Regions from separate parts of the Homo sapiens genome. Here region 1 is linked to region 2. The links are chromatin contacts, found by Hi-C in ENCODE. All regions are on one chromosome and are shown on one strand. Each heading gives the region's core, a stretch centred on a gene start or an enhancer-like site at or near the end of the contact. The rest is flanking DNA. Distances are from core to core; before and after follow the strand shown.

Region 1 (5,370 bases), core at 6-2,505, 440 kb after region 2:
ACGGTAAAACCCTGTCTCTACAAAATATACAAAAAATTAGCCAATATGGTGGTATGTGCCTGTGGTCCCAGCTACTCGGGAGGCTGATTTAGGAGACTCACCAGAGTCCAGGAGGTCAAGGATACAGTGAGCTGTGATCGTGTCACTGTACTCCATCCTGGGTGATAAAAGTGAGACCTAACTAAAAAAAAAAAAGTACCACTTCTTTAAGACATTTTACTTCCATCTGTTAGAAAATTGTTGTAATATGTTTATTAGAATAAGACACTTGACTGCCATCTGCTGGAAAATTATTAAAGATATGTCTTTGGTTTCAATGCTCCTCTCCTTTTCACATCCTTGTGCAGTACACAAATTTTGTGGGTGCGAGTAATAGGACTTGGTAACGGATCACATTTCTTATTAAAAGGAAAAGGAAGAAATCTCAAGTTTGGATGGTAGGGAGGTTAGTAGTGACATTAATAGAACTAGAACTTATTATTGGGGAATAGATTTATAAGGCAGAATCATTCTTTACATGGAAAGACACTCATCTTATTATTTATTGATCCCAATTGTTTGCATTTACTTAGTAAGAATTTTGATACCTTTTCTTCTAGAATCTCAGCTCTCCCCCCTTGTGACATCTGAGAATGTTGACCAGTTCCTCTTTTGTATTCCATACACCCCTCTCTTCTGTATCTTTTCTTTCTATTCTGAACGTTGCTTCTTATCCGTCTCCTTTGCAGGCCCTTTTCCCTCAGTTTCCATTCTTGTGCTTTTTTATACAGTGGGCGCTCAATAAATGTTTGTTTAATTGAATTGCATTGCTTTTGAAAGATCAGTTGCAGGTTTTTCAGGAGACTGATTCATAGGCAGTTAGGGACTAAGGGCGTGCCAGAATTCAGAAAGTAGAAACCTATCCTAAATACAGTTCCTTGTTTCGGGATGTATTTTTTACACAGTAGGTCACTCTTCCTTGGGGAATATCTGTACTGTTGATCCGTTCATCATTGTTCAGCAGTGGCAACACCAGGAGAACAAATTATTTACATTGGCTGTGTCATATGGGTGTGTCTAATTCGGAGAACTTTCAAACAAAATAATGAAGCTTCCCCAGCTTCTAACTTGGGAAGTATGAAAAGTTACTTAAAAAAAAATCTTGACTCTTGTTTAAGTACATCAGTGACTGATTAAGTCACAACACATTTTAATATTTTCATTCGAGGTTTCTTGCTAACATTCTTACCACCACTACCACTAACCCCACCCCATGTGTGTAAGTTACTTTTCCTTTCATTTTTCGTGGGTCTTGTGTGTTAAGGCAAAGTCAAGAACTTTGCTCTTCTGATAACTTAACATTGATTGTGTGACTGCTTTGTGCAAATTGCTATGGGATGCCTCATGGAAATTACAAAGGTTTCGTTTGCTTCTGCCCTTCAAGAGAGACTTGCTTAGTGGGAGAAGTAGATGCATATGCAACTGCTCCAGGGCAGGCGATGACAAGGATCATAATATAGTGCAGACAGAGACAGGATTCCCTGTCTTAGAGTGATATAAACATCACTCGAAGACTGAGTCACATATATGGACTTGCCATATTTCTTTCCTAAATTGCACACTTAACTCTTCACTTTCCTGGGCTGGATTAGAATTTGTTTTCGTCGAAGGCTTCATGAGTTGAAAGCACATTACATATATGTAAGATTTAATGGATTTAATTTAAAATGCATTGAATAACATTAATTTTAGCAGGTTTGATTGTTTTAAATGCTTTTAAGCCGGCACTCTTAAACGAAAATAGAGAATATCAGAGTGATATTAAATAAACAATGATATAAAACAGGAGTTTTATGTTTATGGAAACCTAGTATTTAGGAAATAAATATCCTGAAATTCTCTAGCCAAATTATATTTTTAAATGTTTTGAGCATAGGATACAAGTTATAAACAGCCTAGTAGGGAAAAATGTATATTACTGTCATAAACATAGGTAGTATTTAAAATATTAAATATGGATAATTGATATTTAATTGAAGTGCTTTTTATTTAATTAAAGCCAATGACATTTTAAAATTATTTCTTTATTAATTTTTCTTCAATTAAATTTTAGCCTGTATTTTAGATACAAGGGGTGCATGCGCAAGTTTGTTATATGGGACTATTGCATAATGCTAAGGTTTGGGGTATGGATCCCATCACCTGGGTAGTGACCCTAGTACTCAATAAGTGGTTCTTCAGCCCACATTCTCCTCCCTCCTCCACCCCCAGTAGACCACAGTGTCTGTCATTCCTGTGTTTATGTCCATGTGTGCTCAATGTTTAGCTCTCATTTATAAATGAGAACATGCAAAGCCAATGACATTTTTCCAGTCATTGGAGTAACAAAGACGTTTGAATTTTAAAAATTTAAATATATTTAAGATTGAAATTTAGGCCGGGCGTGGTGGCTTACGCCTGTAATCCCAGCACTTTGGGAGGCTGAGGCTGGCAGATCACCTGAGGTCAGGAGTTTGAGACCAGCCTGACCAACATGGAGAAACCCCATCTCTACTAAAACTGCAAAATTAGTTACAAAAATAGTAGAGTGATTTATGTAATAAGTAAACAGTTCAGGTTTACTTGACTTAATAGCATAATGATTTACAGCTTTTACTTAAATTCATTCTGAGATGAAATAATACAGCCTCTAGGAAGATACATTATCTGGTTTTCCTTTGCATTTTCATTAAAAATCTAAAATTGGAAATGAAGTATGTCAACTAGTTTTAGAAATGATAGTAAATTGGGAAGCATCTCAAATAGCAGTAGAAAAGAAGATACCAAAAAGGTTTAGAAATATCACAGGAAATAGTGAGATTCAGCCTAAGAAAATGCAAGCTAATACATGTAAGAGCAAATAATCTGAAATAGATATTTAATGAGAGACAATGCTTAGTAGTAGTGAAAGGGAGTCAGGTGCTATCAGACAGCAAAGCAGATATGAGGTTGCGGTGTGATACGGCAGTCACAGAGCTGTTGCCATCTGGGGGGTCATCTTGCAAGCTCATTACAATAAAGCAGGGAAGCAGAAATCTCTTACAAATGTCAGTGTTAAGACCACATTTGTCTTATATCAACTTAAGAATGTCCAGACCCATAGCTATCAATATATTGAGTGCTGAAAGAATAGAAGCTGCAGTTCTTAGAATAGGGGAGAATTTAATGTAATAAAAATAATTTTAAAAAATAAAATATCTTTGCTTCGGTTAAGTAGTAAGGCAATATGAAGTTATACAGTGGATATAAGCAACTTGTTGGAAGACAAATTTGTTTAGATGAAGCTGAGACTGTGGAAGGTGAGAGTAGTGTGAACTTGTTCATAGGCAGTTCTCAATACCTAGGCCAATTATGCAGATAGTGAAATAACATCTTAAGGCAGTGATGGGAGCTGGATCACTTGAGGTAAGTTTGGACTGTATGAGGAACTCCATTAGGTAACAGTGCCGGAATTGATTGGAAGCAGTGTGTTTTAACAATGAGGTCATATTTTTAATGTTGTCTATACTGGTCCAATTACTCTGCCCCTTGTTTACAATATGTGATTCAGTGCATATACTCAAGAACCATTCTTATGTCTTGGCAAGGTACCCTGCCCTTTCTCTAAGCACCCTTTTTGATCTTGGCTTCTAGAATTTCTTTGACTGCTTTACTTCTGATCTCCAAAACTGGCCTGCTGTTTCTTTTGAAGCACTTCCTTCCCTGTATGTACCTGCTGTATCTTAGCTCTGATCATGTTTGTACTTCAGCTGTCACTGCCTACTACTGGTGACACCTCTGCTCTGCTCTATTCTTAATATCATTCTTTTTTTTTTTTTAAAGGACATAGAAAATCAGGTATTGTCTTGTTGTCTTTAAGTGTTGACACACTTAAATTCTTGAAGTCCTGTTTTTAGTCTTCCCTTCCCAAATCTGACAAATATATAGCTTTCTACTTATGTCAGTGAGGACAACATCTCACTGATCAAAAATCTCAAGTTCCTTCACTCATATCTTGCCTCTCATCAGTTTACTCTATGTATCTGTCTCTTCTGTGTCTGTCCTTTTTCTTCCAGTAGCCAAATTTTTAACCTCGCCTTGAGATCTTTCTTTCAAAATACTCCTTTGGCTTCGAGTGCAGTACTCCAGTGCTTAAAAACAATAATATTTAATCAATCATACCATAGCTTCAGAAACCATTGATGACTTGTAAAAAGTTCTAATTCTGATTAAATTTTGATTTTTGGCTACTCTTATTTAAAATTTTATGAAAAGTAAATTTATCATATTAAACAAATTTAATAATTTTGGTAGCTTAATATTACAATTCTAAAATTTGCTTTTTAAAATTGAAACTGTTTAGGTCATTGACTTTGTATACTTTTACTGACCCATTAGTCATTTCTTGAGTTTTGTCTCTGTGTCAGGGATTGAGGTAGGCCTGCCCTGAGGGTTATGAATGAGGTGTGGTCTTTGGCCTTAAGAAGCTCACATTCTTGTTATGAGCAATACTTTTGTTGACTGAGAAATCATTAATATGTTCAGTCAATATTTATTGAGCTTCAAACTCTCTGTTAGGCACTGGGGATACAGTATGCTAAGCAAGAGGGGAAACTGGGATTCCTACAGGCTTGTTTAGTAAGCATATATCTATCTGGTTTTATAAATAGAATGTTCTACTCAAAATTTTGGAAATAATTTTTTCCCTCTATTTAGTATCTGAGTTTTTTTTGAATACTTATTAATTTCTTAGTCAACAAAGTAGTCCTTGTATATATAACAAATGGTAGAACAGTTCTCCTCAGTTACATATCGTTGTAATAGTGGAATAAGAATTGTAATCAGAATTAGCCTTCTGGTCATTTGTTTGGGATGGATCTTCTGTTAGAATCCAGATATGGCAGATAGAACCGAAATGTAGCAGTTTCCTTCTTTTAATGTTAACAGTGATTGTGCTAACACATAAGATTATAATAGAGCAGCCTTGTCAATAGCAGCAAAATTTACTTGTCTGTTTTTCTCCCAGAGTACATGTGTAGTTAATCAATTTTTAAAAATATATTTTACTACAAGTTATTGCTTATTCCAGGCATGCCCAATGACATGCTATTTATTACTTCTTTTTGCAGATCCACAGTTTATATTAGGAAATAAAACTTCTACTGTTTAAAATTGAAGTTCATCTGATTAATAAACTGATATTGCCTCAGGTTTCAAACTCCGTAGTGAATAAAATAGGTCCTCGTGTAGTTTAGAAATAGTATACCAGCTGCAAGTCCAGAAAATACTTGCTGTTACTCACATAATAAAAGAACTCCCAAAGCCTTATAATTTATATATTCATAACTGCTTCTTGTTGAATTTCTTCTTCTC
Region 2 (5,819 bases), core at 855-3,354:
AGGACTGGGAAGAAATGGCCAGTACTGCAGGAGAAAACCAGATGATTTCCTGGAAACCAAGGAAAAAAATAGGCACTTAAGAAGGAGGGAGGGGCCAGGCACAGTGGCTAATGCCTGTAACCTCAGCTTTAGAAGGCCGAGATGGGCGGATCACCTGAGGTCAGGAGTTTGAGACCAGCCTGGCCAAAATGGTGAAACGCCGTCTACTAAAAATACAAAAATTAGCTGGGCGTGGTGGCATGCACCTGTAATCCCAGCTACTCAGTAAGCTGAGGCAAGAATGCGGAGGCTACAGTGAGCCGAGATCATACCACTGCTTTCCAGCCTGGATGGCAGAGTGAGACTCCATCTCAAAAAAAAAAAAAAGAAAGAGGGAGGGATCAACTGTTTCAAAGGCTGCCAAGCAATTAAGTAGAATTAAACCTAAGGATTTTCCACTGCATTTGGCTCCTCTCCTCCCTGTTTCCTCTCATTCGATAGAATAGATTTATTCCTAGTGGCTCTTAGGGCCAGTCTTCCCCAGTTTGGGGAGACTACTATTGCCTATAGAATATTTTTTCCCTCTTCCCTACTCATAGACCCTACTTTTATCCAGAGTGCTCACATATCCACCTCCTCTGAAGCTAGAAATAACCATATGGCACAGGCCTAGCCAGTGAGAAGTAAACAGAAGGCATAGAGCGCGGAATTTGGAAAGTTCTTTAAAAGGGAGTAACTCAGTGGCAATGAGAGCTTGCTTCCCTTAGCTCATCCTTTTTGTTCCGCCTGGAACATGGATGTGACAACTGGAAATACATCCTGACAACAGGAAGACTATGGATACTTCCTAATGAAGGTGAGCAGGGAAGCTGGAAGGAACCTGAATTATTCCATCATGGTGTGGAGCCTCCAGGACAGTCCTGAACTATTTACCTTTTGATTCTTTTTTCATGGAAAAAAATACATATCCCCAATTTGTTTAAGATACTGTGATGCATTTGTTTTCTGTTATGTGACAACTGAACATAATCCCAAGTGACAATGCTAGTTGTGTGGTCTTTACCCATGGCTCTCCTGGCCAAAGCACTCCTGTCATCCCACAAAACAGAAATAACGTGGGGTTGGAGATGGCAGGCCATGATTCCTGGGCCATCTCTGCTAGTCCTATACAGCGGTATGCCTTGGTCATGTTGCTTGAACAATCTTTAAACTTGGCTTTCTTTGCCTGTAAAATGGCTGTGTTAGAAGGACCAACCCTTGACCTTCTTTTATGACTTTACATTTTTTCCTTACAATTAATTCTCTTGTTGGTTATCAATGAATTGCTCCGGTCATGCTGCTTGAGCCTGGATGAAATCAAGACTGTAAAAAGAAAAAAAAAAAAAAAAAAAAAAATCCATGAACTACAATAAAAATAAGCTCCTACAAAACTTGATCTCCAAAAATGGAAGGCTTCATTCCTTTTAGTGACTGCCTGGTAAAGCAAGAAAACACAAAAGCAAAATTTTTGATCATAAGTGAAAAGTAGGCTTGACACATTTAAAGGCCTAAATTTGAATTACAAAGTCTAAAAGTATTTCAACATTGTGGGTAACTTGTACAAGTGTGGGTTCGCATAAGACTTCAGCCATAACTGCTGGAGACACTGGTGGAACCCCCCAGCCCCCTAGAGAGTGGGCTGGCAGAATCGTGCAGGTCAACGTGGATGAGAACTGACTGCCTGGCTCAAGACCCATGCCTCGGGTCAGTGAGGCTAGCTTTGGAACCCAGGCAGAGGGTATGTGTGTGTGTTGTAGAGGGTTAAAGGAAGGCAAAGGAGAAATGAAAAGTCTAAGAGGAGGAAAGACGGGGGAAAGTGTTGCCTCTCAAAGAGAATGACTTTCAAAGTGTCATCTACAAACACTGATAGTTAGATCTAAAATGCCAGCACAGAATGTGCTGGTTAAGAGTAGTGTCAATTCAGGGTCCAGTGATTTTCCTGCTGGAAACCCTCCAAAGGAATTTGAGACACAGAGGAAGAACAGTCCTGGCCCGGGCAGAACTGCTTATGTCAATGTCAATGTTCATATTTGCATGACCGAAAACACACCCAGGGCAGGTTAGTCATGCTCGGGGCTATTGTCTGATCCAGCCCTGTCATTCTCACACTGTGAAAGAGAAGACTTCCACAACAAGTTCACTGGGGCGAAACGCTTAAAGTTGGTTGACAGCTTCAGCTGGGGCCACTTGTGTAGGAGCCCAGTCAGTTTGATCAATGTAGCTGAGTTGGCTCTGGGCTCTGTCATAGCCCCAGCTGGGTTCTGTTTACCATTTACTTCTGTGGGATATCAGCATATGCCTCCCAAAAATATGAAGGAATGTTGAGCTGAAGGCCATTAACAGGAAATGGACGCAGGCACACTCTCTGCCTTTCCTCTTTTTTCCTAAAAGCAGGATGTAGATTTACAAAGACATGTATATATGAAATATACATGTTAATAAACTTCTGTTTGTTTTTCTCTTCTGAATTTGTCTTTTGTAACAGGGGTCAGTTTCAATAAGAACCTGTTGAGGGTTATTATTTTTACCCTACAGTTCAAACATTTTGGTTTTTTTATACAACGATGTTGTAACTTATTGGGTTTTTTCTTATCATTAGGGGAGGAATGGTGGGCTCTTGGGTCTTTCTATATCTGGTAAAGGAGAGCCACGTGGTTATGGTTCAGTCCCAAGCAATATCATGGAGTCCCCGGGACAAAGCAGCTTGCAGGCATGCTCTGTGGGTTCATGGTTGGGAGCTTGTGACAGCTTTTCTTGTCAAACCCTGCCCAGAGCTCTTTCCACTTCGAAAAAGAGGCCCCAGGAGGCAGTGTCTTAGCTCAAAGGCATAACTGGTCAACCTAATGGAAGGACTTCAGATAAGTGGCAAGTAGATGGAATAGATATTTTAAGGTCACAGAGGACTTGCCAATTCCTTTATATCAGAGAACTGACGGGGTTTGGGACATGCTACCCCCCCCCCCAAAATATGACACCTTGTGCCAGTTTATTACCATTCGATCATGCCATTCCTTCATCCTATCACATTTCCTCCCCATTATTCACTCTTCCTCAAACCTACCATAAAATACACTCAGATTTAATAAAACTTATACTCAGCTTTAGTAAAACTCATATTAAATAAATGTGTTGCTTTTTTCTTCGTATAGGAGTCTCAGCCATTAACCTAGGGTGAGCAGAGAAAAAGGTACTTTTCTTCTCCTATAGAACCTTGGAACCTGCTTCATTTCTATGCCTGAACTTTGTACCAGCTGCTGATGTTACCTTGGGCTCAGAAAAATAGGTAAAGGGACTAGAGACAATAGGAGAGAGGGAAAGGATGGCCCTACTGGGAGAAGAATGAGGCAGTAATGTTTCAGATCACCACCATCAAACATAGGCCTGAAGATCCTACCCTTCTCCCATCCTATCCCTGCCCCCATCCTATCTCCCCCTGTTAACTGAGAATTTTTTATTCACCCATTCAACTGATACAAATTCATTGGAGCACCTGTTATACACAAAACACCATACTAAATTCTGGGATATAGTGAGCAAGACATATAAGGCACTTGCTCTCAGAAGAGATAGTAAAAAGTAAATAAATAAACATTGTGGTAAAGAGTCACTGCAGGAGCTCGTCACGTTTGAGCTGAGATCTGAGAGGTGAAGAGTGAACCAGTCATGCAAAGAGCTGTGAAAGGGCTTTCTAGGGTGAGGGAAGAGCAAGTACAAACACTCTGAGGTGGGAAAGAGCCTTGACTGTGGAGGCAGAGAAAGGTTGCCAGTGTGGCTGGAGTTCACGGGAGCTGAAGTGGGAGGCGTATGAAAGACTCAGGTAGGCGGCAGGAGCCAAGTCACATTGAGCCTTGTCTTGCAGGTTTTATGAGAGGCCATGGAATGATTCGTTGTAGGAGAGGGGCTCAATCTAATTTAGATGAATAATGGCCACAGTGGTAGCTGTGGGAGAATGTATTGTGTATTGGGCCTGGAGGGAGGATACTGGAGCATAATGTTGGAAATTGAGGAATTCCTCCCTCAGCCTTGCTCTGTGGGGCTTCAACAGCTGAGGAGAAAATCAAAGATTGGGGAAGCATACATTCTTTTCTTCCCCATCCAGAATTCTCTTCCTAGTTCCCAAAGATCTTGAAGGCATTTATTTTCCTCAGTGGTTATTGTGTCTTTTCTGCTGGGGGGATGTGCCCACATTCTTTTCACTGTCTGTTGACCACCATCTGCTGCCGTCTGGACTCTCATAACTCCCCTCCTCCCATTGCTGCTACTTTCTGTCCAACTGCTGCCAAGACTGTCTAGGGATGGGAGTGCTGGGATGGATCTTACCTCATGATTGGAGAGATTTCCCTTGACAAGACTGTCTCAGACTCAGGCCAGAGGGTGCTTTAAGGTCATTACTAGTTGCCATATGGAATACCTCTTTCAGTGTTCTGCTGTTCGGTTGTCCTGTCTCCAGTTCTTTGAGTGGCTCCAACCCAAGCCATCTTCTACTTCCTTCTAAAAACCAACACCCTAGAGTTACCTCAGCAAGTATTATATTCCACTCACTTATTCCCATCCTGCTGTCAACCTGATCCAGTGTGATGCTGACCTGAGACCCTGTGGACTTGACTTTTATCCTTGGAAATGAACATTTGTGGAAGGTGTTTCTGCTATTTGAGCATCAGCTTTTCCCACTGACCCCTGACTTGGTCTGTCCCTCCCATCTCTGCCACTAAAACAGCCTACAGCCGATCCCTCTAATTGGCCCCTGATTCCCTGTGAGAAAGGCTTGACAACTTCCTTGGATGCATCCTCTGCCCAGGTGAGTGACCCCACCCTCCTGGAATCTGACCATCTAATCTAAAGTTGCCTTTGCCCTTTCTCCCAGGAGTCTGAGAATGTCCTCATACAAACTGGACTCACAGCTGGCCCTGATATTCTAGAATTTCTAGGCAGACATGAAAATTAGATTGAAGCTGTGACCTTCATTTCACACATATAAAAAGAATGTGTGAGGACCTATGACTAATGAAAGCAGCCTCATTTCTTCACAGTCGTTTTCCAAATACCACTAATTGCCCTATGCTTTCAACGCAAACACAGAGTATTACTCAAACTGCCACAGAAATGAATGAGTAGAGAGTACCACACCTGGGTCACTAGCACATCTTGAATGACAAGGTTTCTGTTCTGCTCTCTTGACATCCTACCCTTGGAAGTGACAAGATTGGAGTAGACACTGGCTCAGGGATCGTTTCCTCCCTATCTGCCCTCTACATGTATCCTATCATCTAGATTTCCAGCACTTTCTTCTTTGCTACCTGAAAGAATCTAACCAATAACATGAGTAAAAAGAACCAGACTCGGTAGAAGCAAACATGACTATCTTGCTCTTTACAAAGCCAAATGGTTGATAGACTTCCCTGTATGTGGGAGAGAGAAAGGAAATTCTGACCCAAATAAGTTAGACCTTTTCTGTAGGATGCCAGAAGAAGCTGAGATTCCAAGCACATAGTGTTTTGGTTTCGATTTTGGAAGAATTAAAGAAGACTCAGTTAGTAATTGGAAGGGGACATGAGGAAATTGAGAATAGAAAACCACATGGATAAGGTTAAAACAAATCCCAAATCCATTTAAAAAAAAAAAAAAACACAATGTCCCATTGCCATGAGAAAATGAATGTAATGAGTGTTTCAGTGTATTGTCTATGTACGATGTTGTTGTAAAGCCATTTTAATGTGTTAGGAGGTATTTTACTCTCTTCTTGATTGGGTCACTGAAGTAACCGTGAATAGCAATGTGGTGCATAGAGGCAGTGTGGAAAG

The links. A loop is a pair of places that touch in the nucleus more often than their neighbours do. Pooled maps may share reads with other maps.
Region 1: a loop to region 2 is called in a pooled map, with 7 times the contacts of the local background. The contact joins two enhancer-like sites. A Hi-C loop is called at or near these places in 2 of 37 single-sample maps with no recorded cell type and 3 of 50 pooled maps.

Annotation. Positions count from the first base shown.
Region 1 is chr7:7,761,181-7,766,550 of GRCh38, forward strand. The region is part of intron 2 of UMAD1 (UBAP1-MVB12-associated (UMA) domain containing 1); the gene reads left to right. Among named protein-coding and RNA genes, the nearest start is that of RPA3, 45 kb to the left of the region's middle. Within about 2 kb of position 1,256, at least 10 of the 41 ENCODE cell types and tissues checked have a DNase peak (open chromatin) inside an H3K27ac peak, as active enhancers do.
Region 2 is chr7:7,319,815-7,325,633 of GRCh38, forward strand. The region is part of intron 1 of LOC107986764 (a long non-coding RNA gene); the gene reads left to right. Among named protein-coding and RNA genes, the nearest start is that of LINC03016, 68 kb to the left of the region's middle. RefSeq lists enhancers at 1,780-1,879, 1,930-1,979. Within about 2 kb of position 2,105, at least 3 of the 41 ENCODE cell types and tissues checked have a DNase peak (open chromatin) inside an H3K27ac peak, as active enhancers do.